Regions from separate parts of the Homo sapiens genome. Here region 2 is linked to region 1. A link is an interaction called in ENCODE POLR2A ChIA-PET data of the cell type or tissue named here. Cell type or tissue: MCF 10A. All regions are shown on one strand. Links, peaks and the distances in the headings refer to the core of each region. The heading gives the core; the rest is flanking DNA.

What was found. ChIA-PET counts read pairs that join two places held together with the same protein. Peaks named below come from ENCODE experiments on the same cell type or tissue, not always from the same donor. Only the 100,000 strongest peaks of a DNase experiment are listed, where the experiment ranks them.
Region 2: POLR2A ChIA-PET joins it to region 1 with 5 read pairs; 6 of 35 experiments call an interaction of 5 or more read pairs at or near these places.

The regions. Positions count from the first base shown.
Region 1 is chr11:114,161,257-114,176,183 of GRCh38, reverse strand. All of the region lies in intron 3 of ZBTB16 (zinc finger and BTB domain containing 16), which reads right to left. Among named protein-coding and RNA genes, the nearest start is that of ZBTB16, 110 kb to the right of the region's middle. RefSeq lists enhancers at 10,952-11,451, 11,452-11,953. In MCF 10A, for the core only: no CTCF peak of the experiment used is centred there; a DNase peak (open chromatin) is centred at 9,063.
Region 2 is chr11:114,226,568-114,241,494 of GRCh38, reverse strand. The region is part of intron 4 of ZBTB16 (zinc finger and BTB domain containing 16); the gene reads right to left. Among named protein-coding and RNA genes, the nearest start is that of NNMT, 62 kb to the left of the region's middle. RefSeq lists an enhancer at 541-1,040. In MCF 10A, for the core only: no CTCF peak of the experiment used is centred there; no DNase peak of the experiment used is centred there.

The DNA.
Region 1 (14,927 bases), core at 7,286-11,285:
AAGTTTCTGTTGGCCCCCAGCAGTCCCAAAGCTCAGCCTGTGATCTGAGCCTTCGGTCTCCTCTCATCCTCATCTATTCTGCTCCTTTCTTCTGAAGCAACTTCAGAATGCTCCGTCACAGGCCCCCACCCTAAATATGGCATGGAGGATTTCACACATACACACACACACACACACGCACGCACACACACACACACACACACACCCCTCTCCCCTGAGTAGGATTCACAATACTGGCTGGGCAATGGAAAAAAGAAGACTAAGACCCCTCCAAGGGTGGTGGCCGGGATCCAAGTGCCTACTCCACCCATTTCAAGCTGATAACCTGGCCCTGCCCCGGTCCCCCAGCATCTCCTGACACTCCTGCCAAATGACATACCTCATTGGAGGTATTTTAAAGGGAATAGGAGGCAGCATTCCTCAGTCTCGATGGCATTCTTGGCTTCCCTCACTTTCTCCAGGCTGGTCCCTGCCTCTCTCATTTCCCACTGACTGAAGAGAATGCCGAGTCCTCTCACAATGCTGAGATCTCTTTGGCATCTCAATATTGATAATTCCTTCATTGCTTGGGTCTCAGAATCCCCTGTCCTCTCCCAGCTACTCGGGAGGCTGAGGCAGGAGAATCATTTGAACCCGGGAGAGGAGGTTGCGTTGAGCTGAAATCACGCCACTGCACTCCAGCCTGGGCAACAGAAAGAGACTCTGTCTCCAAAAAAAAAAAAAGTTTGCACATGTATAAAATGGGGGGTAATCTTAGAGTTGTTGGGAGAATTAACTGGTATATTGCATGTAAAGTAGTTAGCACAATGCTTGCATCATAATGAATGGGCAACACATGTTATTAGTATTTTTATTGTGATGACTGTCAACACTATGGCAGCAGCAGCATTGTGACTCCTTATTGCAGGGCAGCCTTTGTAGGTTCCTTGGAAGGGAAGGAGTGAAAGTATTGGTGTTGTGTGCCTGTTGAGCTCCACTTTCTGTGCTGGGCACCTTCATGTGCATCATCTTGTTTAAACCTTCAACAACCTTACAGTCCCATTTCTGAGTGAGTGGTGTCACTGCTGTTGTGCAACTTTGAAGTCCTGCTTTTAGGATAGGAAGGATGTATCATCATCTCTTTAACAGGTGAAGAAACCAAGGCTCAGAGAGTTAAGCTGCTAACGCTCCTGATTTAGCTAGTGGGTAGCTGAGCTAACATCTCAGTTCTGTCAACATCCAGCCCAGGTTCTCCACTAAACTGCCTGTGATGGGAGCACGGGCCCAGCTTAGACAGCCTTCTATGCCTACTGAACCCTGCCTCTTCCCTGCAGCTTGACCTGGATGTCTTTGGGGTCTATGGCACGGCTTCCTGGTGGAGTTTCCAGGAAAAGAGAAGCTCTCATCTACAGGGCTTGTACAGCTTACAGCCAATTGTCAGCAGATAACTTGCATACAGAGCTCTGCCAATTGGTTTCTTGAAGAGTGCAATGATTATCACATTTGTGACAGCATCAGGAGCCTTCTAAAAGGCTTTATTTCTTTCATTTGTTGAAATATTACCTAGAGATGTTTTATCTTAGAAACAAAATACACACATACACACTACAAAGACAGTTGCAAGTGGCATTGGAGAGAGATGCTAGGAGGCTCATGCCACCACGCCCGGCTAATTGTTGTATTTTTAGCAGAGATGGAGTTTCACCATGTTAGGCAGGCTGGTCTCGAACTTCTGATCTCAGGTGATCCGCCCACCTTGGCTTCCCAGAGTACTGGGATTACAGGCAGGAGACACCATGCCTGGCCTTAGATATGCAAACTGAAGTTTAAAAAGCTTAGTTCTCTTGCCCAAGGTCTCATAGCTAGTAAACATAAAAGAAAAAAAAAAAAAACCTCAGTCAGAATGGCAGCATGGGAAGCCCACCTAACTCTCTTCTCTGAGTCCTTTGCCTATTAAGAAAAACTCTCACCTCCTGGTCCAGGCACGAAACAACACTGTCTATCCGACAGAGCCTGGGCTGGGAGCAGCACAGGGTCTAGACTTGCCTCTGCGTAGACCTCAGTGTATTCTAAGATCCTACTTTTCTTGGCCTGTTTCTCCATCTACAAAGTGGAAGTCATGTTCCTTGCCCCTCCCAGCACTTAAAGCTATTATAGAGAGGAATGAGTTCAAAGGTATGAAAACATGTAGGAAGGAAAACGTACAAACGATCTTCTAGAGTGACTTATAATAAAACTCTAGGCATATACCTCCATGCTTAACTCCCTTCTTAGGCATTCTCCTTTTGACTTCTAAGCAAGCAAGATGTTCTATCATAAAAAGACAATCAGTTGCATTCACTGAAAGTAGAAAAATGGACTCTCACATTGATGAATGATAGCAAACGACAAAGGCCGATATAGACAAGGTTTCCTGGTTAACCTTCAGTTCACCAAAAAGTCCTTTGATTACATCTTCTCTGAGCATCCTAGTTAATCAAGGCTTGTCGAGCAGATCCTCACTCTCGGCTGTAAAGGCCTCTGCTCTTCCCCATGTCCCTCTTCTTGTGCCCCTTATAGTCTGCCCTTTACTCACTGCCCAGATTGGACTCCTTCTCCCAGAACAGCAGGTAAATTCAATTATCTTGGGGCTGAGTACGTAAATTTTAGGCCTAGGCATCCCTCCTAGAGACTCCAGAGTTGTCAGTTCCTTTAAAGTCATTAATACACATATACGGGTACGGATGTGCTTCCACTGTGATTCCACTCTTGGTGACAGCTGGGAAAGAGGCCCCACCACCTGACCCACCCGTCACAACACCCACCATCCCCATCTCAGACACGGAGCTCCAGAGACTGCCACCCTCCCTTCCCCTCCCCTGGGCCCCTCAGTGGCACCTCGATGCTGCCAGTCTCTCCAGGCCTGCTGTGGCTTTTAGAAAACAGAGCATGTCTATTTTTAGCCCTTCTCAGCCTAATAATACTCCCCAACACCCATTCAGCTTAATCACTTTATTGAGGACAAGAAGCGGGCTCTCTAGCCCGGGTGCTTCTGATGTTAGGAAGTAGTAAAATGTTCAAACTGGTTAAAAATGACACTCATTGGCTTGCCTTTGGTGTTTCTGAAACCTTAATTGTGGCTCAGGCTGTGGATCTAAAGAGCCTTGCAGGTTTCAGAGTCTGGCTTCCTTACCCCCTGCACCATAATTGAGGTGTTACATTACAACTACGGCACTGACATTTGCAGGCTCAAAATTCAGCAGCCTTAAGATGCCACACTTTTCAAAACAGAAATATTGCCTGCCACACTTAATGCCTATTCTAAGTACGAACCACCTCCCTGCCGGAAAAAAACAAACCAAAACAAAACAAAACTCGTCTTTTCTGGCTCCTCCCATGCCAGAGGTCCAGGTGGGAAACTATTTGCCATATTAAGCCCATAGCTGCTTGAAAACAGAAAGGTTTGTTTGGTGTAATTAGAAGACCTGCGAGTTTGGTGTGTGCAGGAAATAGACTGTTGGCAGCTCTTCCACGTGCACCTTTGAGACCGTGACTTCCAAAGCTTCAGGGTGAGCATCTGCAAACGTGCAATCTGTACCACGTGAGCTGTGGGCTGGGAGAAATGGGCAGCCTGGAAAGGGGATGGAAACAACTTTGCCGCAGAGGTTAAGACCAGGGGCTTCAGGGTCAGGCAGCCCTGGGGTCACAGCGCAGCTCTGTCTCTTACTTGCTAGGTGATCTTGGGCAAGTAAACTCAGTCTCCTCATCTGTAAAATGGATGTCCTAACAGTACCAACTTGAAATGGGTCTTGTGAGGCTCAAATGAGATGACGAAGTAAAGCAATCTGGCACAGTACCTGGCACCTGTAGGCCTCCAGGAAATGTCAGCTGCCACTGTCATTATCTCTGGTTTCCTCCTTTCTACCATGGGCTCCTTCTAAGGCAAAGTGTTCAGTTTTTGTCTCTTCTGCCTTGCCCAGGACAAAAAGGAAATCTGGGCACTAGAATGGCTAACCATGGCCAGCTGTGTGCGGTCGCAGGACATTCTTGGACATGTAGTAGGGAACTCCTATGGACTCGGAGTGGGTAGATGGAGCTGGACCCACAGCAGGAGGATTGAGGGGATGATTTCTCAGGTTCCATTCAGCTAAGCGAGTGAAAGGCACGTCCAAGGCCTGGAAACTCACCTGGACCAGGCTCTTCTACACTCCTGGGCAGCTTCCCCTGCTGCTCCTGTCTCCCTTTCCTTCCTTCTCAGGCAGGGTGCTTTGAAGCACCTTCATAAACGTCCTGCTCTTCAGCAGGCAGAGGCGGAACGCCTCATTAACTTTCCTAGCTAATTTTACAATTTAACCAAACACCACATTTCTGCTTCGATTCAGCCAGCCTCTGACTGTGACAAACTTTTATAATGTTGAGATGGAGGAAGGAAGCAGATAGTCCGTGCCAGAGACTGAGATAAAGTTCTGAAAACTAAAGTGGGAGACGGAGAGTAGGAAAAAAAAATAGCTCTGTGAACTCTATGTATGCTCCCAAAGCAGAATTCTAGGCTGTGCAGGGCTGAGCAGTAGGGAAGAAAGCCACGCCGGCCTTGTGGTGTCAGAAAGATGGAGTACTCCCGTGACAATGACTCTTCCTGTCACCTTGGGGGGCCGGGGGCTATATCGGGAAGCACAGTTACATGCTGTCCTCTGAGGGGCATGATTCAATGCTGATGGGCAGCAGGCCAGAGGTGAGGCAGGCCACCCAGAGGACACGTTCAGCTTGGCAAGGCCCCAGGGCCCCGTCCAAAGGGCACTGAAAGGCCCTTCCCAGCCCACTGAGCCGGCTCCTAGCTCCTGATAGAGATTCTGGATGGGGGTGGAGTTCAGTGGGAGGACTGTATGTCTAGGAATGTTTCCCCATCAAGAATCCTATGGGCTAGAAAAGATCCCCAGGGTTGTCATCACAGTCCTACATACGCTGGTCCACGCTTTGCTCGGACAGGACAGACAGGACCTCATTAGAGACAGAGAGTATCATTCGGCCTCATTATCTATAATCAGACCCTGCTCTTGGTGCATAAATAAGTAATGAAGACAGTGCACTGTGATTCTCTTTGCTCCCGGGTCAGCTTCAAAGGCTGCACCTGTCCCTCTCGAGCCTATACTCCAGAGCTTCTGACTCCAGACCCCAAATCTCAATTAATGCAAAACTGGCCCCCCAGCAGTGCTCTCTCAGATGTGCTGGATTATGTCCATTAGGCCCCAATGAAGGCACTGGGAGATCCGGGATATTCAGGCAAGATAGTAGCCTCCCAAAATATCTGGTCTCTGGGCCTTTATCCCGGGCTCATATTAGCAAAGGCAACTGAGGAAGGAAGACTCCAGCAAATCCAAAGTTTCAGAGAGTTCTGTCTTTACCCGGAGTTACCTTGTTACTGAAAATGACTGTGGTCTTTCATAATTACTCCAACAAAAATGCAGCCGCCAATGAGCTCCCTGTGCTCAATTAGCTTATAATAGTCAGTAAGAGAGCTGCTGAAGTTTAATCCAACTACCCCAGAAGACTTTTTATCCCAACTACCTAATGAAAACTTTAGAATTTGCTTTTTTTTTTTTCCCCTTGTCCCAGGCAAGTGAAAGAATTCCAATCAAAACGGGACTGGTTTGGGGGAAGGAGGAGGGAGTGCGTTAACTACTGGGGAAAAGTCTGGAAGACATGTCTTTGTCAGGTTGAATCCTGGAGAGAGCCAACAAAAGGAGCCCCTGACTACAGAGGTATCCGCCCCTCTCTCCCACTGGCTTCCATCTACGCGGTGAACAAGCTCAGTCTTCACTAAAGGCATACACAGGGGCTTCACCCACGTGGTCCGAGGAGGTGGGCTGGGGCACGTCCTGAGACCGTCCTCGGATGCTTCCTCCATTGGCCCTCCAGGGTGGCCAACTCTGTCCTCAGCCTCACCCAGAGGCAGCCCTCTGACCTGTCTTCTCAACCTAGGCTTTGTGGGGTTCTAGGTACTCGTAACATATTTTTTAGTCCATCAAATCCTATATGAGAAATTTACAATCTTCTGGGTCCGCATCCAATTTTAAGCCTTGCTTTCACATGTGTTTGTTTTATGGATGCCTCAACTTGGAGGGGCCCCCTGAAGTGGCAGCTTTTCATCTTTAATGCAGTGTTTCTCAACCTCCAGGCCAAGGAGGCCCACAGCCATCACAGGGATTGGAGGACTCCCAAGTGCAAGAAACTGGGCTCTAAGTCTCTGCCAGGTGGCTATGGGCGGAGGAGGATGAGGAGGAAAGAGATGCCTGCCTGGATGGTTCTAGCTCACAGAAGTTCTTGCTTCCTCTTGTCCAGAAAGGTAGGCCACTCCCACCACAGCACTCCTTCTGGATACTCCAGCAGCAAAGACCTCATCAAAATCCCATGAACCTCCTTCCCGAAGCTCTCCTCATTCCCCTGGTTCTTAGGAGCTTCTCCCCACTCTAAATGCCTGCAGCACTCAGTCTTTCCTCTTGCGGTCACAATGAGCACACCCAGCCTTGCTCAACGCCTTCTCTTGCCAGGGGGCTCGTGTCACCCTCTCAGCCAGACCACCAGCTTCTTGCAGACAAGGACACTGGCTTCAACCCCTCTGTCCACCCTGCCAAGCTTTGCACACCACTGGCCCTAGGTTCAGTTGCTAACTGATGAATGACTTCACAAACGATTTCCTGCAAAAGAGGGCCACACGTGTGACCCAGAGTAGTCATCGAGGTTTCTCTGCTGCTCAACCTTCACCATCTGGTTCCCATTTGGCTGATGTTTCGCTCCCCAGAGAAAGCTCCAGCATCCCCAGCGCGTGCCTGGGGAAGATGAGGCTGTCAGAGAATGGACACAACCAGCCTCATGTCAAGTGGTCCAGCTTCACTGGACATAATCTGAAAGGTCAGGGAGGCCCAACCTTCCTGATGCATCATACTCCAAGACGCTTGAAGTCTAAGGCGCTAGTAATAGCCCAAGTGGTCACAGCTCTCACATTTCTGGGCTGCAGCACAGGTCGGCTGCCCCTTTCACCCCACCCCAGCATCACAGGGTGCATCTACCAGAAGCAGAGCACCCAGTTGCGTCGCCATGCAGGAGGGACCACAGGCAGCTCTCTCCTCCTACCCCTCCTACTTGGCAGGATAGTGCAAAGGAGGAGTGGGGGGCATGACACAGTCAAGCTCTCCCTGGGTGGGAGGGCCACACACTAACCCACAGACCCTCCTGCAAGGCTCCCAGAACCCTCCTATCCCCAACCCTACAAGGCACTGAGCAGAAGTCATAGCCACAACTCACAACCACTGAACACATGCTCCTCTGGCAGAGCAGGAAGAGGCTAATAAGCCACACCTGCTCCTGGTGGCACAGGTGCAAGGCACACAGGCAGCAGCCAATTACTATGCCACCCTCCCCACCCCCAGGACCCTTGGGCACAGGGCCTTCCTGGTCTCAGCTCCCCAGTTTGAGATTGGTTAGCTCTACAAACAGAGAAGCAGGCATTTAGGCACTCAAACAGCACGAGGCCAGGGCTAGGTATAGCAGCATGCTATACTATAATAGAAAAGCAAGACACAGGGTGGAAGGAGAGAGAAAGAGAGGGAGATTGAAGTCCAGCTCTGCTACTTTCTAGCTTTATGATCTTAGGCAAGTTAACTCTTTACTGTCCTCATCTGCAAAACGGAATCAGCATATCTGTCTTCCAAAGTTGAAGAAAGACTGAGTTCAGATATGCAGAACACATAGCACTGTGCCTGGAACACAGCAAGTTTCAATAAATGTCTTTCTCTCCTTCCTGCAGCCAAACCATGCATCCTGAGCCCTTCACTTCTTCAACAGATATTTCCTGAGAGCCTGCTATGTGTCCCGCTGTGAGGATGCAACAGAGCACACTACTGACAAGGTCCCCGCCTTCCATCCTTGTCTTCTCATCCAGATTGCTGACTCCTGGGGCTGGAGGGAAGCAGGCAGCACCTCAGGTCTGTTCCTTACCATGTGCCCATCCGCATGCCTGCTCACTCACCCATTAGGTTATTTTTCAAATGACTGAGTTATAACCACCATTCAGGTTACTAAGCGAGGTAGTATAGGGGACACAAATAAATCACATGTTCTCAAGAAGCTTACAGTCTAGTAGGCAAAAAAGGCCAAGCAAATAAATAGCTATGTAACAAAGAAGGTGACAGGTGCCATAAGAGGGGATAGATAAATGGCTAAGAGCGATCAGATGGAGGGCGGCCTCTTGTCCTGCCCAGACAGACACATCCTAGGGCTGAGTCGGCTGACTTTTCAAAAGAGAAGAGAAAAAGGAACGCTCGCCGGTCGGGCACCAGGCCTAGCATGGGAAACAGGCAGGACCTATTTAAAACAACTAGAGCCAGGTTAGAGCCTTTTCTGGCAAGTCCCAAAACTCCTGGAGCTGATCAGATAACCAGATAGAACCAATACTGTCAAAATCCTATGGATTTTAAAAAATCATTTAGCTGTTGCCGGGATGATAAAAGAATCTTGCCATTCAAAGGGAAGGTGCAGGCTCAGAGGAAGGAGGGGTCGCTGGGAGAGCAGGAGGGGGCTGGGGAGAAAAGGGAACGCCCTACAAATATAGATCAGGGTTAGGGAGAAAAACCAGACGGCCAAGGACATTTATGCATTGTGGTTGCTTTACTACCTAATTAATTCAGTAATTTCAAAAACAATTTTATTTATGTTCCATTTACCACATCAAAGGTGAAAAAAATCCTACTGATGCTAAAATAATACCTCAAGGCATCTATTTTTAATCAGTTAAAAAAAAAAAAAGCAAGGGGTAGAGGGAGAATTTAAAAAAAAAAAAAAACAAAAAAACTCGCCCTGGTTTCTATACAATCTCTCCTGGGCAGACCACCAACCCTCAGAGAGAGAGAGAGAGAGAGAAAACACAGCCAAGCCCTCTCTGAGAGCCTTCCTGGCTGCTGAAAACCAAGCTTGTCAAAAAAAAAAAAAAAAAAAAACCAAAAAAAAAAAAAACCACAAATCCATAATGGCCCGAGGCTCCTCTCCAATCTATTTTCTGCTCAGCTGGTTTTAAATGAAGTTATTATGAGTCATTAAAACACCCGCAAGCCAGTGGAAGTCAGCCAATTACAATTTTAAATTTAGCCTGTTCTCTGCCCCATTCTCTTGTTTTCTTCCTTTGCCCACAGAATGCTGCTGCTGTTATTTTTTCCCTCCCTTCCTTTACCCAAAGTGAAAGAGACAGTTATGAAAATGCATAGTATTGCACGGAGCACAGAATCATTCATATGAAACTCAAATTATTAGACAAAAAAATGCAAACTTCTGCCCCCTCCAAAGTCAACCCAAGCCTTGCCTCAGCCCACTGGATTCCTCGGAAACTCCAGTCTGAGCCCCAAAGGTCATGGGGCTATTTTTAAAATGAAAAGGTTCTTCAGTGGGGTCTTGTTGAGAAATGTTCACATCCATCACACAAAATCAACATTTTCATGGCTGAATCCAAAAGGTAGAAACACACCACCACCATCTGAGAATTAATAACAAACAATGAAGTTGAAATTCAAAGGTAAAGCAGGCTTTGCAATCAAGCATGAATGTCGGTAGAAGTCACTCGATATGATGAGCTCATTTAGTTTTTAAATCTTCAAGGTAATGGTCTGTGCGGGCCCATTACAGCAAAGGAACAAATTTGAGTATTTCATGTAAATGCTTCTTCTCAATCTCTTTTTGTTCCCATGCTTGGACACACAAACACACACATGCACACATGGTGTTCTGATTAGGACTGTGTCCCCGATTTCTAGGAGACACTGCAGCTTTTCCATACCCTCCAACAAGTGAGTCCCTCTACCCAAAGGACTGTCCAATCCTGCAATCTTCACCAACCTCATTTAATGGATGAGTCTGCAAGCTCCACAGAACAGATGCCCAGATGTCTGCAAACACCTTCCATCACCTCCAGGCCCCCTCTCCCTCATGGTTACACACACACACACACACACACACACACACACACACACACACACACGTAGACCAGTCCTCTGCCCCACGATACTTGCAGTTCTATGCCCCAAGAACGCAGGAGAGCCACAGCCACAGACCTAGGCAGTTGAACACCTGGGAGAGGAGTGAATGCCATGCCATTTCACTGACAGTCACCGAGGGTTAGTGTGGAGGCCAGGATGCTACCAAGAGTGGCTGCCTACCTGGTTGCTCTGGGTGAGCTGGAACTCAGGGTCCATCCCTACCAAGCAACCTCACTGAGAAGAGCATGTGAAATACCATGATGTTTCCAGGCCCATTGCGACCTGCAGCCATTTGCCAAAGGCTTGACCTCTATGGAACATAAACCTGAGGCCTGTGAGCACAGATGTCCCAGGTTCTGAAGGTCCCCAGAGCTGGGCAGATGACACCCTCCTATCCTCAGCCCTGAGCCACCCCACTAAGTAGTTCCAAGTGAGACCCCTCAACAGCAACCTCTCAAGTGGTTCACCCAGGCCTGTTCTCCCGGAAGCCAGTAAAGCTGAAGCTTCAGGCCTCTCCCTGGCACTGACCCCTTTCCTGGGAGAGGCTCTAACACCTGGTATTTATAATCCTTTTCTGAGAGACAGCACCCAAAACTGAGTACGCTTCAGGCCCCACCAAACCCAGATCTGCCCTAGTAGTACAAACACTTTTATAACAGGATATTCATTTATTTGACAGATACTATCAGTGCACAACACTCCTATGTACCAGGCACTTTGCTAGGGCATGAGTATGTGAGGGCAGCTGCTGAGTCCTGCACTCAGGTGCACAGTACTGGCCCAGGAGAGCACAGTACCAGCAAAGTCCAATAAGGGCCTTGTAAAGCCTAACCCTGCTAAACTACTTGCCCATTCTCAACACAACTGGGATTTGGGGGGAACATCCAGGGACCTGGGAAAAGCAGGGGCCAAGCCAGAGAAGCCCCACTCTGGCCCCTGAGAGGCAAGGGACAAGAGCACATGAGATTCTAGGTGCTGGGAGCATTCTAGGGACACTGGCTCAAGAGTCCTCCCCTCTGGGGAGACCTCTGGGCCAGAGTGACATTTTGTTTTCCATTCCAACCACTGCCCAGCTTCCAAGCTAAAAAAAACTTTGAGGTGGTGGGTTAGGACAGGGAGGCAGGGAGGCAGGGAGAGACAGAGACAGAGACAAAGACAGAGAAAGAGAGAGACAGAGAAAAGACCAACGAAGACAGATGGAGACAAAGACAGATGAAGACATAAGAAGGAAGACAGAAAATACACAGGAGTGTCAAGAAAAGGCCGAGGCTGACACAGACACAAAGGACAGGGACAAAGAGATGAAGTGAGATGAAAGCAGATTGGGGAGAAATAGAAGGAGAAGAGAAGAGCTGAAAAATAAATACCTGCCACCACAGAGACCTGGACAAGAGCACTGAAAGTAAGGGCCGCAGTAGCGTGATGGATGCCCAAAGCAGGGTGGGGCCCCTCAGGCACAGCCCTGGATACAGATACCCAGGCCCAGCCTGGTTAGAGGGCTAGGGAATGGGGCTGAGGGCAAGAGAAAGCACGGCCAGGCCTCCTAAGAACGCTTCCGGCAGGGTGTGTGTCTGCGAAGCCAAGGGAAGACGAAAAGGCCCTGGAAATCAGAAATGGCATTGCCATTATCAGGTTGATCCCACGTAAATATCCCTCCCCAATAACCCCATATCTATTCATCCTCAGACAATAACAAGGACCAGCAAGGCAACCCAGAACGTAGGAAGGATGGCAGGAGCAAAGGAGAGGAAAGGGAGACTAGGAGAATAAATGGCAGACAGACAGATGTCCCAGCATCCATCCCTCTAGGGCACCATTCATTTCCTAATAAGACCGTCATCCTCTAGCTGTGCAAAATCATGTGGTGGCATGAGACAGGGTTTGTGTGGAAGAAACCACCCTATGCTGAGATAGAAAAATCATCGAGAGAGGGAGAAGGAAGAAGGTTATTACATAATTTCCACTTTCTTCCCTCCACCCTCAAAGTAATGTTCTATCTGACAGGCTCCTCTCTGAGGGGGGAAAAATGACAAATCCAATCCAAAATTCAACAGCCTGTGTTCTGTTCAGAGAGCACACAGTGTACTGTACAGCCCATAAAACTCCAAACAGCCTCCAGACACTGCCGCAATCGTCCTCCATCAAAACACTTTGTCTTGCATACAAAAATAAGATACAGCGCTGAACAGAATACAAAATCAGCCCATTACAGTACAGGGAGACTGCTACTTAGCAACGAGGGGGCTCTAAAGCCTCGATGCTCTACAGGAAGCAAAATCTGTCGAGCCTGTTGGGCAAACGATAAACATTAGCAGTATTAAAAAACACAAAAGCCATGTAAATGGATAGACATAATGTGGAAACAAATTTATAGAATAAATTGGGATGGGGGATTTGCGGGGTGGGAGGAGATGCTGGGATCCAGAGGGGTAGATGGAACGAGCTTCCCCAACCCCTGCTAAGGCACCATATGGAGACAGAGACATGTGTATTTGGGGGCAGGGACATGTGAACCCCCTCTTCACACAGGGGCTGTAGGTGAAGGGGTGGGAGAGAACTGGTGAAAACACTGTTTAAAACCATGACCTGCAATGAACTTTCCCAACTTTCTCGGTTCAGCTGGCCTGACTAGGACCGGGGGACCCAGGCACGCAAAACCGCAGCACTAAGGTGGCAGTTACGTGGGGGATTTATCTGCCCTGGGGCCAGCATCGCACCCAGCACCATCATGGAACCTGATACTTGCTGTAAACAAAATCCCTGGCCAAAAAACAAAAACCAAAAAAAACAAAAACAACCCACACAACAAAACCAAAAACACCCCATCTGGGCTGGAAAATCAGTATATTTCATCAGGTAAAGGGGAAAAATACTCTGGCTGTGAATCAGCAGCAGGGTTTCGGATCCCAGCCAAAACAGGAGCTAAAAAGCAAAACCATATTCTTCTGGTCTCAGTTTAGGCTCTTGAGGCAGAAAGCGAGAAGGGGTGGGGGTGGGGTTGGGGGGGGACTGAGGACGGGTTGGGGGGAGAGTAAAAGGGGAGAGGAAAGAAATGTATTTTTCATCAGCCAGTGTATAATTTATAAACAGCATTAAACAGTTTTTGTTTTCCTTTTCCTCTCTCCCGTGTACGGGCTTGGACGGTAGTCAAGCCTGCATTAATTTCTGCTTTGGGTACAGTGTGTTCTTGGAGGCGCATCTGCAAGCGATCATAAACTCTCTGGAATGCTGGCAGAACATCCAGACCTGCCGGCAGGCCAGTGACGACACCACTCTGGGAAAAAGTTCGGGAAGCAAGCCAAATTCAGAGTAGGGAGAGAGAGAGAAAGAGAAGTGTGTTCAAGAGCGAGCTGGGGGAAAGTGGCTCCCTTCACCCTTTCCACTCTCTGCATCCGCATCACCCATGCGGACCGAAGGGAGGGCAGCCTGGCCTCTGAGCCACCCCCATCTGATCTTCTCCACTTCCTTGACCCAAAAACCAAAGGCGCCCCCACATAAGGAATGTGGAGGGAGTCAAGGAACATGAACGAAGTTTCTTCCTGGTCATCTCCCGGGTTTGCCCTGATGGTAGGAAGCTAACCAGAAGGGATAGCTGGTATTGACTGGAGAGTGGGCAGAGGGTGCATGGATTGGCCATGGGCTCTCACAAGCCTGGGCAGCCCCAAGTCTCTTGCTCTGAGCAGATACCTAATCTGGGAGGAGAGAGGTGAATGGGAGGAGAGACAAGATGAGGGGAAGCCATCTTTGGACTCAAAGGCACCTCTCCCATCATCAGCGTGGGGACCACCTCGCACTGTCTCCTCCCAGTCACAGGGAATTTTCCAGCTACCTCTCTTCCCCCATCTTCTCTGTCTTTGAGGAGAAGAAACTGAAACCCACAGCTCAGTGCTCCAAAAAAGAATAAATAAATAAAACAGAACAAGGACAAGCCACAGATCTTTGCCATCTTGTAATGCTTTTCTTCTTCCGTCCAACCGCGACAGAGGAAAGCCTAAGAGATCCAATCTGAAGGACTCCTCCAGCCCTTTTCCCTGCCAGGAGGATGACCCAGGTCCCAGGTGATAAGCCCCAGCCACTCCATGCTGCTGCTGAAATCAGAAAATCTATCAACGAAAGCCTTCATTCTTTCCCCATGGCTCTAACTCTGGGGAAGAGCCTCATCTCAGGGATGCTTCTCAACAGCCAGGGCCTACAGTGCCTGACAAGGGCAAGAGAGGAGTGGAAGGATGGGGCCTCCCACCTGGCAGAATGGGGCCACAGGGCCCTAACCAGCACAGAAGGCACAGGCCTCTCAACACTCCAGCCACACCCCAACACAGACGGCCAGTCTTCAAGTTCTCCAACAGGCTTTATTCACCTTATATTCTAGCCTAGTCTACATAAAAAAAAGCCCAACAGTCCCTTCTATTCCAGACACAAAAATATGTCACCCTCTTACTCAGTCCTTCAGTGGCTCTCCAGTGCTTCAGGGAGAATGCAGATCATTTTGCTATTCCTTCCACAGATGTATCTCGTCCATCTCTTCTAAACCCTGCACTCTGCTCTCTCCCTGCAGGCCCAGCCTACACTCGCAGGTTACACCACCCACTTCCATAGGTGGCTTCGGCTTCCCCTCACCGAGTCCTTTCAAAATGCTGTTCTGTTACCCTCTGGCACAAAACACTCTCCTACTCTGAATTTCTCCTAGATTTCTTAGCACTTTGCACACATTACCATCTTGTATGATGATTGCATAGTCATACTCATCTCCCACTCTAGACTTAAGCTCCTTGAGGGCAGGGATGTTGTAGCAGTCTTCACTGTTAAGTGCACAGAGCCTGACACACAATTCGTGCTTATTAAACATCCTCTGGCTCCAAAAATGAATGACACTCCCAGAATAGGAGCAGGCCACATGAATACTCAAACCCTAATCGTATGCAGCCGAGTCAAAAATAGGGACAAGCA
Region 2 (14,927 bases), core at 6,034-10,033, 67 kb before region 1:
GATCCCTTGAATGCACAGTTCCCAATAGGGTTCATGCTCCTGTGAGAATCTAATGTCGCCACTAATATGACAGGAGGCGGAGCTCAGTTTCACTCGCTCGCCTCCTGCTGTGCAGCCCAGCTCCTCACAGACCATGGCCCGGGGGTTGGGGACTCCTGCCATAGAGTTCGTAAGTGGCAGGGCTGGGGTTCACACTCACACACCCTAGATTTTAATGCTTTCCCAAGACTAGCTACAGATCCTGTTTTGTTTTTTTTTTTTAACTACTTCTCCACTCACTAAAGCATGAATCTTAGGTCCATTCACTCAACAAGTATTATTTGATGCCTTCTACAAGCAAGGCTGTCTTTTTGGCACTGGGGATATAACCAAGGAAGAGCATGCAAAGTCCCTGCTCTCATGACCGACGTTACCCAGAACACCAGGTGAATGGCGGAATCCGGAAGATGGAATAGTGTCTGTGAACACTCTGGGCCAGGAGGAAACATGGCCGGTGGGAGGATCAGACAGAGGAATGGTGCAGTGCAGCTGGGGAAGAAGAGGAGGCTAAAGGGAAAGGCAAGGGCCAGGCCATGCAGGGTCTTGCAAACCACGTCAAGAGATTTAGTTCCATCCTAAACCCGATGGGCAACTGTCAAAGGATTGAAAGCTAGCGAGTGATGTGAGATTTTCATTTAATTCTAACTGGCTGTTCATCCCCAAAGTACCCCACACATACAGGCTGCCATTTTCTGTTTGTTACCAATCCCTTTCTGACACTGCTCTGGAGCCATGGCCGAAATTTCCAGCTGCAGCACCACAGGAGGAAGTATCTGACCTTGTGTCTGAGTCCTAACTGGCAGCTCAGTGCCCACCCTTTTGGGCTCTGTTTTCCTGAGCACAGGAGCTCCCCGGCAGGCCCATCTGTGTGTCTCTGTGCTGGTGCCTGGGCAATATCACCTGCACTTGGCCCCACACCGCTGTCCCCTGTGTGGGAAGGCACAAGCAGGAAACGTAAGTAGGCCTAGCATCTGTCAGTCCAGTCCAGAGTGGGTGGGGGGAGGGGGTAAAGCTTTGGCTGCTGGAAGCCATGGGCTGCTCAGCATGGAATCGGGAAGTGTCTGGTGGAAGGTAGGGGGAAGAGAAGGGATGGCACGAAGAACCTCCCTGCCTTCCTGGCCATCAATGGAGATAGCAAGTGAGAGGTCTGGTCCTCACCACCTCCGTCCCACTCATGGCTGGGTTAGGATGGACTAGTAGGCAGGCAAGGCCCACCTCTCACTGTCCCCCACACTTCTGTGCCCCTCACACCCACCCTGATATCCCTTCCCTTTGCAGACACTGAAGTCTAAGCACCTGGAGCCACGCCCCATCTCACCAGCAGTCAGGAAGGCTGAGCAGGGAAGGAGAAAAACAGCCAGCACAGGATTTTGCTCCTGGCCAACAAAAAGCAGGAAGGAAGGGGAGCGAATCTAGGCGTTATGCTAGGTACCTTATCTATGTTGTCAGTTCATTTAAAACTTGCAATCCTACAAGGCAGGCATTCTTATCCCCCTTTTTACCAGTGTAAAAGAGAGATTAAATAACTTGCCTAAGATCACACAGAAAGAGGCAGAGTTGGGATCTGAAAATATCTCGGTTTGTCTTTCAGAAACCACGGGGCTGGACTCAATGCTACCTCTGGAGCTGACTGCCCGCCTGTCTGGGCTTACCCTGGAAGAGGCCCAGTAAGGATGGTACAGAGGACTCCTGCCTCTAGTACAGCTCCAGCAATGGCTAGAGAACCCCTGGCCAGGAGTGGGCAGTAGCTGGGGCTGGGTCACAAGGCATAGCTCTCTGAGGCCTTCCAATCCCACTGGGAGCCACCAAGGTCTCTCAGAAATGCTGAGTAGTCTACTCAGCTTCACTTGCTGGAGGGAGACATAATGAGAGATGTATCTTTCTGGACAGAAGCAATGCCAAGAGTTGACAGTGAGTCTTCAATGTCCCTCCCTGCTTGGCCGACGTACACAGGAGGACAGTGCATCTGCAATGCGTTCTGTGCCCGGTGGCCCCCACTCCTTCAACTTGAGAGCCCCCAGCATCTACTCCCTCTCTGCCCTTAACCCCCACCCCACAGAGAGCCCAAATTAAGCCAGGTGTTCAAACAGCTACCTTAAATCAGTAGGGTTGAGTAGGCTTTGGAGGCCAGCCATGCCCTTTAAGAGCCAAGGCTTCTCCTTATGCATCCTCTGAGATCCCCGGCATGGAAGGAACCTGGGCAGAGGGAACATGAATGGCATTCCCAATAGGACATCTCAGCCTATACAGCCAGACCCACAGGTGCTCTGAGTGTCAATACACCCAGCAAGGCAGACTGCAGCACTCTGCCCCCTTGGCCTTTCCAAGGCCCCTCGATACTGCCCCACTATGCTGTCCCTACTTCTCAGGGTGGCCTGAACCCACTTCATGTCCATTCAGCCAACTCACTGAGCCACTACCAAGTACAGGCACTGTGCTAGGTGACCAGGGGCAGGCTAAGGCTGAGCAGAGAAACTGGGTCCCAGACTAGTGGGAGATGCTGAGTTAACAACCACCCAGAGGGTAAGGCAGGGCGACTCCAAGAGCTCCTGAGATTTTGAGTTAGGCTTTTAAAAGTTGAGTATCTGAGAAGCAAAGGACAAGAAGTTGGGACACATGTGCCAGGCTAAGGAGAGAGACACCACTGGCAAATGTCAGAGCAGATGGGGCCAAGGTCAGGCCCTGGGGATGGAGACAAGCTGGGAGGGTGATGGGAGTCAGATCAGAGGGCTGCATATGCCAGGCAGGACAGGTTGGACTTTATTCTACAGGCAATGCAGTGCCATGAAAGGACCGAGGGTTGCTATGATCCTAATGTCTGGGTCCCCCTCTGATTCCTTTTTTGAAATCCTAACCCCTAAGGTGATGGTATTAGGAAGTGGGGCCTGGGAGAGATAATTAGGTAATTAAAATGGAATGAGTGTCCTTGTAAAAGAGGGCCCAGAGAGCTAGCTAGCCCCTTCCACCACGTGAGGACACCGAGAAATCAGCAGTCTGCAACCAGGAGGAGGACCCTCACCAGAACCTGAACATGCTGGCACCCCAATCACAGACTTCCCAGCCTCCAGAGCTGTGAGAAATGCATGTCTGCTGTGTATAAGCCACCCAGTCCGTGGCAGTTTGTTATAGCAGCCTGACTTGACTAAGACGAGTGGTGCTAGCACGATCTGACCTGTGTTTGAAGCCAGTGACTCTGGGCACACATGGGGACCAACAGCAGCAGCAAGCGGTTAGAAGCAGCGAGAGGGCTGATGGGCCACTGGAGGAGGGTAGGGACCAGACCAGGGCAGAGGCTGCCAGGGCAAAGGGAGAGAGAAAATCCTAGAAAGGTGGGACAGCAAGGGAGGAGTGGCACGCAAAAAATCCCAGATGGCCAGTTCCACAACTGGCCAACAGGCTGGAAGTCATATGGTCACCAGCTGGAAAGGAAACACTATGATGTCCCTACAGTGGTCTCTCTCCCCTTCCTGGGACATTCCACAAGGTGCAGGGGTGCTCCTTGGTCACGTATCCACCAACCAAGGCTCCCAGGGGAAGAAAGGGGAGCCTCTGAGACTCAGCATCCACTTTCCCCATTTTTCTGCTTAGAAACTAACAGCTATGATGATAGAAAAGTATTTTTAAAAAAATGGAAAAGTGGGGGAGATGTGGATGAGACACAAGAAAAGCTATTGGTGCATGCGAGTTAAAAATCTAGAGACTAGATGTGAGTTATTAAACAATTTGCTGGCGTTTCAGCCTAGCTGATTGTTCGCATGTATGATGAGTCAGGGCAGATTCTATTACACTGGGAGATTAAGCAAATAAATGCTAGCTTTTGGAAACACATTAAAATGTGGGACTATGGAAATAAAATTATCTAGAAAATTGTATTAGCAATTCATTAGCTGCAGTGAGATGTGCGGCGGGGCAGGGGGGCCCGGCAGCACTGGAACGCTCTGCTCCCTTCAACGCCTGGGTTCCGTCCTCTGCTATGGAGAGACGTCAGGCCTGGTACCACTGGGGAGAGGGGAGGTGCTCTGACTGGATAAACGAGACCCTCAGAAGTCAGATGGTCCACATGACACAGGGGAAGGAAAAGCAGCACAGGGGTCCCAGCTCTCCCACATACTTGCCTTGTGGCCCCGAGCAAGTCATTCTTTTCACCAGATCCATTTGCTCCTTATCTGCCACTGTGGTTATCAAGAACATCGAATGAGATATCCACACGAAAAAACTTTATAATGTGGTCACAGAGCCAATGATGGCCAAACAACACCTTCATCTGAATTAGAAAATCACGTCTCCTCCTCTGGCCAGCCCCACAGACCTGGCTGCATATTTATGGTGAGTACAGAGAGGGCAGGGTTTTGGGATCTTCCCTCCTCAGCTGGGCACCCTTGTGCAGTGAACGACCTGGATCATGAGTCATGGCAGCCCTGCACAATACACATGCCTAAGCTGTTTTGTTGTCTTTGGGCTGCTACTTTCTGGGAAGCTGACCCTAGAGAAGGCATCTTTGAGGAGTTACACCACTTAGGATTCAGTGCCAACAACACCATCTTCCTCTGAGCTCTGTTGTATCACGTAAAGCCCTGTATTGCATTTATTTTGGACTTTCAGCTCTGCCTAATAGATTATAAGCCTCCAAAGTAGGAACTATTGTATTCATCTTTATATTCCCCAACACACAGTACACAGCCTGATATGGAGTAGGCACTTAATAACTGCATGTTGAATTAGAAAATAAATAAGGGGTTGTAAGACAATCACAAAGGGTAGAGGAGGAGGTATGAGGAGAGTCATGGTACAGACAGAGGGCTAGGGATGAGGAAAGTTCAGACTACAGTCCACAAATGAAACCACTACTAAGAGCATCCAACAAGACTCTCCTTGGAAATCAGTAATGACAAGTGACCCACAGGCAGCGGATCTCACTGAGGCCCCCCGTGTCTGTCTGGTGGGCTGGACAGGACTCCTTCGTTGTCACTCCATGTCTGAGCTCTGTTGCTCGGAAGCAAAAACCCAGACCATAGAAGGATCAGTTTTGCCATATTATACAGTGAAACAGTCCAAAGATCCCAATTCTGGCCCAGAGGTACAGCCCTTCTTGGATTTGTGATCCTAGTCCAGGCAGTGGTTGTCCTTAACCTTGGTTTCTTCATCTAGGATAAGAGAATTCATAACTAACCTGCCCTTTCCAACCCTAACTTCATAGCCCTGTTATGATGCAACTGACAAATGTTTTTGATTATGTAAATCCTAAAAATGTATTGTTTTCTATCAATCTGTACATTTCAATGTAAATCAGATATATAAGTCAGCTTTGACCCAAGAAAATAATTTTTCAGGTCAAGGAATTAGCACCTCTGCTGTTCTGAAGAATGAATGGGACTCAGTCTTAGCCTGGACTCCCAGGGTATCTGCTCAAAGGGAATCTGAAGTAGGAAAAGGGGATGCATGTAGAAAGGATGATGCTATCGAGACTCAAGGAACATGACTCTTAGTAATATGGGCAGGATCCATGCAAATATCTGGGACCACATTTGCATCAATTCTATCTCCAGAGAAGGTGACCCACACCAGACCCCCCAGTGGCAACACTGCCAGTTTTGACTACAGGGCATGTATGACTCAAAGTCTTCCAATTTAAAACAAGCTTAATTTTAGCAAAAAAAAAAAAAAGGAGAAGGAAGGAAGGAAGGAACGAAGGAAGGAAGGAAGGAAGGAAAGAAAAGAAAAGAAAGAAAGAAAGAAAAAGAAAGAAAGAAAAGAAAGAAAGAAAAGAAAGAAAGAAAGAAAGAAAGAAAGAAAGAAAGAAAGAAAGAAAGAAAGAAAGAAAGAAAGGAAGGGAGAGGGAAAGAAAGAAAGAGAGAGAAAGGGAGAAAGCCAGGCCAGGGTGGAATAGTAGGCAGAAGGGGTGACACAGACCTAGGGTATTTCACCCAGGTGATGACGGGGTCTGAAATTATGAAACACAAAACCCCTCATGTTTACACCTGTGCCATTTCCATACCAATTATCTCTTTAATAGATGGGAAGGAAGAGGATCAGAGGGGTACACAGCTGGAGAAGATGTTCAGGTGCTACACCTTCTTGGAGCAAAGCTCTTATTATCTCCTGCTATAAGCAGTTTCTTAATCAAAGGAGCAGAGGGATCTAAATATACTCCAGCTTTTTTTGGTAAGCAGGCTGGGACTGCTGTGTGTGCATGTGCTGGGGTGTGTGCATGCCCGTGTGTGCTCGTGCATGCACATGTACCCCGGAGGGGCTTCTCACGTCCAATCCTACCCAACCTCACCCAACAAAGGAAGGACTGCCTCCCCTGCCACCCCGAAAGCTTCTTCTCCCCACAGAAAGAAAATATCAAATTTAGGAGGGTGTGAAAACCTTGATTTAAACTAGAAACTTCCCCCTCCCTCCACCCCCAGCCCCCAAATCCTTCAGATATGTCTTTCTGCTCCCTCTGACATCCTGGGGGATTACTCTTTCCTAAGACACCATCTCCAGCATGGGCAACCTTCGTGACCACACACTCAAACCATCATATAAACTGACGCCTTTTCCTTTCGCCCATCTTCTCCTCCCTTTGCCCCCAGGTTGCTGCTGAAAAAGGTAGCAGGGCTGTACCATCCACTCGGCAAGAGAGAAAGAGAGGCAGAGGCAAGCAGCATCAGGCTGACTCCCACCCAAGGAAGGAAGGCTCTGTCTGCATCTTAAAAGGATGGAGAAGGCTGGGGTGGGGTGAGGAATAGACAGAAAGGAACAAAGTCCAGCCCTTGAATCTGAGTGGCTCCTCCATTTTGACTTCCCCTGTGCTATCATTTAGGACTCACCTCCTTTTCAAGGAATCTACTGGACAAATGGCCAAGAGCCCTCTCTTTAGTTCTCTGGTTTTCCTCTTGGGCATGAGTTTCAGGATCATTAGGGATGCACTACTGTACTCCTGGCGTTCCTCAGAAGGCTAGCTATGTGGGCAATGAAGGCCAAATCAGCCCACCGAACCCTGGAAACTCCAATCAGCTGCTGGTGAGTGGGAGACAAGTTCCCCAGTTCCTTTTACTGGGGTAGAATACACAAAGATACCATCTTGGAAGACTTGTCTCAAACTCAATTAGCTTTGAGCTCATGCATGGGTGTTTGTCTCCTGCATATAGAGTCACCCACTGCTGAGGCGTTCAGTTACATCTTCCCAAACCAAGCTAAGAGCCAAAAACCTTAGCATCACTTGTCAATTTCGTCCTTGTCAAATTTAGGTCTCTTTATCCAGCCCTCTCTGCCCCTTTTTCCTTCCTTTCTTATCTGCGTAGAATCATGGAAGGCATCTATACATCTGTATGACATTCCATTTCCACAAGAGAAAAGGGGAATGTTACGGTTTCAATACCGTCAGTCAAGGGAGCAAAAGCATCTTCATTGCATAACAAAAAAGGGGAGGAGTTTGAGCAGCTGATTCAGATTTGTTTTAAAACTAAGCAATGGATGAGAGAGTGATTACATTTTTCAAAACATATGCACACATACAACTTTCAGTCTCTTGGGGAATGTGGCTGTGTCCTCAGGCAGCAGCAGCTAGCAGAGCTGGCTCCCGGAAAACCGTGTATTTGTTTAGCAGTGAGCTGCAGACACAAGTGCATTTCATTACTCGGCACCTCCAGCTACAGTAAACAAATTTGTCAGCTCACTAGCTCATTAAGGTGCGCCCTGGACATGGGGGATTTATTGAGACCTGCACAATAAAAGTAACATGAATGGATTTACTAATTTTGTCAATCACTCCAACAAACCAGCCCAAGAGGGGGAGAAAATGAGGGAGGGGGACAAGAAAAGGGGTGGATAAAAAAAGGGAAGGAGGTTTTAAAAAAAAAGGAGGAGAGAAGTTTGGTTTGCAAGGAGAGAGAGAATAAACGGGTTAAGAGGGGACAAGATCTGCATTTTCGTACTGGGCTACAAAACCACCTTCACATTCAATCTACCTCCTACGCTGCGTTGCCCTTTCTAGGGTGCAGGGGCCTCTGGCAGGAAGGGGGCATGTTAAGTTGCAAGAAGCCAAATCAAGTCCTGATTCCCTGGCAGTGCCACACCGACAGCAACATCCTCCTCCCTTCCTCCCAGCATCAGATATGGAACTAATGAATCCGAGGATTAAAAACCACATTCCGGGAAGTAGCTGCTTCCAAGCACATCAGCAGAGACTAATATCCTCCGCTGGTACCTCCCACCTGCCCCAGCAGCTCCTTCTTCTTGGTTTCCAGTCCAGTGGCTGGACCCTTCCAGACATTCCAGAATGAATTAAAACTTCTCCAAGAGCAAGCAGAGGAAGAAGGAAAGGGAGTGTGAGAGAGAGAGAGTGTGTGTGTGTGTGTGTGTGTGTGTGTGTGTGTGTGTGTGTGTGCGCGCGCGCGCGCGCATGCGTATGTGCAGTAGAGTGGGTGGGGCCGGGGATGAGTTGGGGTGGAAAGTAAATCCGGAGAGGTATGCAGCCCTCTGGTCTGTAACTTTCAAAATGACAGCAGGACTAGGGCAAAGGTCACGGGGTCCAAGGCCTTAAGCACCTCCGCCAGCTGTGGCAGAGAAGCCTGGAGCCCGCAGGACGCCTGCCCGTATAAATCAGCAGTAAGCAGCACCCGCTGGGGGCGAGGACAATGGGCCCACATGGGGGTGGGAGGCAGAACAATGGGGCCTGGCCAGTGCGCAGGCCCGGAACAAATGTGCCCTGGCACCACGGGGGCCCCCATTTGTGAAACTAATTGGCCCACGATTGAAAAATCGGACCAACTTCAACAACCCAGAGAGGAGAAGGGCAGCTTGCAGTAGCCTAACCTAGCCCAGCTCTGCAGAGCAAGCCTAGCCTAGCCCAGCCCAACCCAACCCAGCCCAACCCTGGGTGGGGCATCTGATGTGGAAGCCTCTCTCAGGGACTGCCCGTTCTGGCAGAGAGGTGCCTCTGAGATGGGATCAGGCTGGGAGAATGATGGACTGTGGGATGGAGCAAGTAGGCAGGGTGCCGACTTGAGGGCCCCGTGCTCAACAACTTCTCCCAAGATGCAGAGAACTGTTTTCCTCGGTTTCTCTACACTGCTTGTTCTGTAGAAATGAAGTTCAAAGGAGAGAGACAGGCACCTGTTTACTCTCAGGGTTCCTAAAGCCAAAGGGCTCCCTACTTCCTGCATTTGGGGGTAGGTGGGTAGCAAATAAACCAAAAGCTACAATCAGTTTCTTCCTAAGTCCATTCCCTGGCATGTATTCTGCCTGTAACCCTCTGCAAGGTTGCATGAGCACTGCAAGAAATATGGGTCCCTTGGTCTCGAATTCAGCTGATCTTAGAGGCTTCCAGGAAAAGAAGCCCCAAAGCGGGTGGGGGAACATCGGGACGGAGCATGAAAGGGCAGGCCAGGATCTTCACATCCCAGCCATCCTCTTGCCCTCACGTGGCTTTTTACTGCAGACTCCCAACTGAACAGGAACAAGAGTACAAAACCTGGCCTCAAGTCCTGGCTCAGTGACTAACTCGCTGTGCACTCCTGGGTGGGTTACTAGACCTTTCTGGGCCTCAGTTTCCTCAACAGTAAAATGAAGAGGGATATAAGTGATCCTTAAAGGGTTTTTCTCCACTCTAATATTCAACAATTCTATTGAAGAGGGTGCTGGCAGGTTGAATGGTCCTTTCTCCCACTGAGATGGACGTCAGCATTTTCTCTTTCAAAGTCAGACTTCACAGCCTTCTTTTAGCTAAAGAGAATCTCTTTAACTAAAAGGAACCACATTCTTAGGCTGACAGAGGGACAGTCACAGACAAGGCAAAGAAAGGATCCAACATTGACTGGGCACCTGCTGGGTGCCAATCTAGGTTCAACCTTTCTCAAGCAGCACTGTGAGATGGGGATTTTTAGGAAGATGGGAAAATTTCACAGGACTTGAGAGAACCTCTAGGTCCCTTTTCTAGGGGACTACCAGTTAGCAGCTTAAGACCTCCTAGAACTGGCTGAACACTCACAGAGGCAATTATTGAGTAGCTGGGTCTGAGAGTACCTGAAGCCTCTCTGTGCCAGGTGAGGGCTGAGCAGTTGGGGTGGGGAATATGGAGGGGGAGCTTTCTCTCCCAAGCCCCCAGCAGCAGAATGATAGAGAAGACCCCCAAGAAAGCCCATATAGAGAGCAAGTCAGAGAACCAGACCCTCTGAATCTAGCAGTTTCATTACAAGAGCACAGTGTCCAACACATAGTAGGCATTTACATTCTGGCTGTGTGTCCAGAGCTTCACGGGAGGCACGGAGTTTCCACGTGAAGGTAAGACCCAATTTCCTTGTCTGAACAATAAGTTATCCCCAGGACTCTTTCATCTCCAGTATACTTCACATGTAAAAGATGCTTTCTATAGATGGTCACTCTCTCTAGTTTCAGACATTCCCAAAGTCATCCTGAGGCCCCTGCAGAGAAACTGCAGCCCAGGAGTAGGTTCTCTGGGGGAAAAAAACCCAAAAACCTCAGCTAGGCTCTCATGTAAAATTTCCAGTAAACCCCAATGTATTCCAGAGATAGGGAGGTGGAGGCAGAGGCAGGAGGCAGGAGGAGACCCAGACAGAAAAGAGAGAGAGACAGAGGCAAGACAAAGGCCCAGGGAGACAGAATGGAGTGGGGAGGGGAGCAGGGGTTGGGCGAGACAGAAATTCAAAATAAAACGAAATACTGATTGTTTCAGCGCCATTTAAATATCTCCCAAACACTGGGCAATGAAAAGAAAAACTACCCCATATAAATAAGCAAAACAAAATAACAAAAAAGGAGAGGATGTATTCATTTTACTGACATTTTAATGGCTCCTCTCCTTCCCGCCCCCCCCCCACAGAAGATGATTACAAATTAAGCAGCATTTAAATGCTTTTTACTGTCAACAATTAAAAGGAGGGCTGTGGGCCTGAGAGTGTGGTGGCCATTCATTCCCACGGTAACCAGGCTATCAATATCAGAGACACCATGCGGCCTTCCCGTACTGTACGGCACACAATAGCCAAAAAGGGAAAAGTGCAGACAGATACTGTTAATTCTGCAGGACATTCAGAAGCAAATTAAAATATAAAAAAGCTCCCAGAGCATACATAGATACCAAGAATGAGGGCAGGGCAGGTCGAGCTCATGGAGTTGGTCTTAGCAACGGCAGAATGTACGCACAGCCTGATTACACCTGATTCAGGGCTCCTTGCGTTTGTTTCATGTACCTGCATGTGTGTGCATGTGTGTGTTGCACATGCACGTGCACATTACAGGAAGGACCAAGGACAGAGGTTGTTTTGCCTTCCTAGGGTCAGAGGAATAAACAATAAATCGAGCCCAGGAGCTCTACGTCAGACCCAGAACCAGCCAGGGAGTAGAAAGAGGACACACCCACTGCCCCAACCTGGGCTTCAACCGAGAGGGCGGGACCACCAACGTTCACCCTTCCAACACCTGCCCCACGGCCTTCTCCGCTGGGCCACAGGTAGAAATCAGGTGATTCTGATTTCACTGCGTTCAGAGGAAGGGATTTCATCATTCCAGGTGAACCAAAGGAACACATTTGATTTTTCAGAAATTGACTCTTTTTTCACAATTCAAACTATCATTACCAATTCATGCCCAACCCCTGCCTGCCCCGGCCCAATACCACCCATCTTCACATCCTTCTAAAAAGCTAAAACCCAGTCTGTGTTAGGTCCTGGTAAATTCTGTTGCCAGAACTCTCTTTTAGCTAACTCAATATAGTTTCTAAGCATCCATGTCATCACAGGTATCTTTGAAAATAATGGAATAATGAAAAGCCAATTCCAGAATAAAGAGGAAGAAAAGAAAAGGGTTAAAAAGATAAAGGAGCAGAGAACGTAGCTACGAATTTCCTTTCCAGTCCTTCAGAGAAGGAGACAGAAATCACAGAAAGTGAGAGTGGGCTACCAGGTAGAGGGTGAGAGGCTGGATTTAGAAGCAGCCGGGTATACTTCTGTACCGTAAAGTTTAATATGCAGGAGGGATGACAGAGAAATAAAAGAGACACGTCCCCTTTAAAAGGAAATATAATTTACAGTGTGCAGCCAGGCGGCCCATAGTTTCAATCTCGTTTACTATAGAGAAAACTCTGCTAGCTGTTCTCTATCCCACAAATCCGATTTAATCAGACAAGCCAGCCAGCGTGGCTTGGAGTAAAAACGGATAATTAGTAAACAGAGAGCTACTCCAGTGCTTCATTGGCATTCGAGTTGGGCTACTGTGTCGCATTTAAAATGCAGTCTGATGAAGTTTACAAAATCAAACCATTTGTTACTCCTATTGAAGAGGCTTCAGGCCACTCGCAATTAAATTGGAATTAGTGCCCAGAATGAGACACAGCAAATTCATACCAAAAAGGGATCTGACTTTGAGACGTTTGACTTCACTTCCACAGTTTTCTGTGTGAGTGTGTGTGTGGGTGTTACTGAAAGACTCCTTACTCACCCCGACTCTGCAGGGCTCCCCGACTCCCCACAACCTGCTACTCTCTGGGCTGGCTATGGGGGATGGGGCGCCAGGGAAGGGGAGGGACAGCTGACACCAGGGCGCCCGCCAGGCCTGCATTCACACCAGGAAGATACTGTACTAGGGAAAATGTGTCCACAAAGGACCATATGGCTCCCTTCTGCATTGAGCCCTTGGACAAGAGGGTGGAAGGGGGCGGGGGAAGCTGCCAGAAGGCACACTTCTAGGGGGCACCGGCCCCGCCCACCTCAGACAGCAGGCTGGCGGCCTGGGGAGAGTGGGGGCACCTTTTCCCCTTGGCTGGGCTCCTGTGATGCCCTGCAAAGGGACTGCTTCACTCACGACATCCTACGTATCAACACGCTCCCAGCCCCGTGCACTGTGCACTGCCCCTCTAGGCAGAAAAGGGGAGTGAGCTCAGGTCTAGGCACGGCTTCTTAACCTGGAGTCCACGGAACCCCTAAGCTGTCCAGGGACAGAATTCAGGAGATTGGTGAACTCAGAGAGGGGAAAAAAGTGACATCTTTATTTTCACCAACCTCCAACTGAAATTCAGTGGCTCCTTCCATTAGGAATATAAGCAACCAGCAAGTCATATGGGCAGTACTGGTAACTACTTGGTCACCGGTAGACTTTACAGGTATTTTCACACTGCACTAGAAATGTTGCAGTCATCTCAAAATATCATCTATGCAAGCCACTCCCGCAAAAATATGGTAGTTATTCAATTACAGCCTGATGTTATTGGTTAATGGGATAACAAAGAATCACACATATTTCTATATTACAAATGGTTTTTAAAAAATATTTTGATATTTGTATTTCAAGTTTCCATGACAATCCTATGTATTTTACTTTCTGCATTTAGAGACCTGATTCTGAGGAAGAGTTCAGGGGTTTCGCCAGACTGCCCAGGGAGCCAATGGCACAAAAAAGTTAAGAATCCCTGTCTAGGAGTCAGGGAAGGAATGGGGAGTTGGTGTTTAATGGGTACGGAGTTTCTGTTTTACGGGATGATAAGAGTTCTGGAGATACAGTGTGTGTTGATGGTTGCATGACAATGCTAATGTATTTAATGCCACTGAATTGTCCTCTTAAAATGGTTAAAAATGCAAATTTTGCATTACATATAATTTACCAAAATTAAAAAATTAAAAACCAATCCTGGTCTGAAACTACCTGTACCCTTCTGCCGCCCAGAAGTATCTAGTCCAAACTGGTATTTATTCCCTCAAACTTCTCCATCTGCAATGGAGAGCCAAACTAAATGCTTGGCCTCCCAGGAAGCAGGGAGTATGGGGCCTTGCAAAGGACACTACAGGAGGCCCAGCCTTAGTCTTCAGCTGTGACACCCACAAGACTTAGAGACTTGCTTTAAGTTCAAGGTTTACTGTCTTCCCCACCTGTCAGAATGAAAGCTGCATGAGAGCTGCGACCTCACTTCTCTTATACAGCACTCTATCTCTTGGTTCTGACAGGTGTTCAATGAATATTTATTGGATGGAGAGAAGGACGAATAGATGGATAAAGGATTGCACAAATGAATTTGATTTCTCTGGACTTCAACTCTTCTGTAACATGAGGGGGGATAGGCTTTGTGATCCTGTGAAGCTCCTATTGTTCTAAGGGGCTCCGTCAGCATGACATCCTCCCCTGTCTGCTGACCACACCTTCCCCCAGCACATGGGGCCCAGGAGGTGGATGGTGGGGGTGTGCATGGTGCACACAGGTGGGGGATACCTGATGTGCAATACTGGGGGTGATGGGCCACTGTCTTCCTGGGCCCCAGGACTTTCCTGCAGACCTCAGGGACAGCGCTGCTCCGGCTGCTGCACAAAGCAGTATCGCCTTGCTGCAGTCCTGCTGGAGTCCACTGGGCTCACCAGGCCACCTTCCCTGCCACAACAGGCTGGTGGTGATGGTGGTGGACAGGGGACAGTAAATTTATAGGCTTACTGAATAGGCAAGCAATGAGAGGGAGTCCGTAGGCCTGAGGGAGAGGCTTTTAGGCAACGTCAGGCTGCACGCAAGGGATTTTAAAGCCTGGAAGGAAGATACTGTCCTTCTTGCTATTTGGGGAGGGAGAGAGAGGAATATGATATGATAAAGAAAAATAGTAAAATAAAAGAGCACATTGCCCACTAGCATTTCCCATTACCCCCACATCTGGAACTACCCTCCTTTCAAGTAGGTTGCTCTCCTGATTCTATAAATCAGTTTCAGGGAAGGAAGACGAGTGTCTGGTAGGCATCTGGCTGGAGTTCAAGGTCATGTCAGGTGGTGTGCATGCTCCTCATGGGCAGCGTGGTCCCTCCCAACACTCTCACACATTCAGACACGCCAACCCTGGGCACTCTGAAGGAGGGTCTGGAGAGAAACCCCAGCCTCAGATGCCGACACTAAAAGGAAACGTGAAGTAGAAT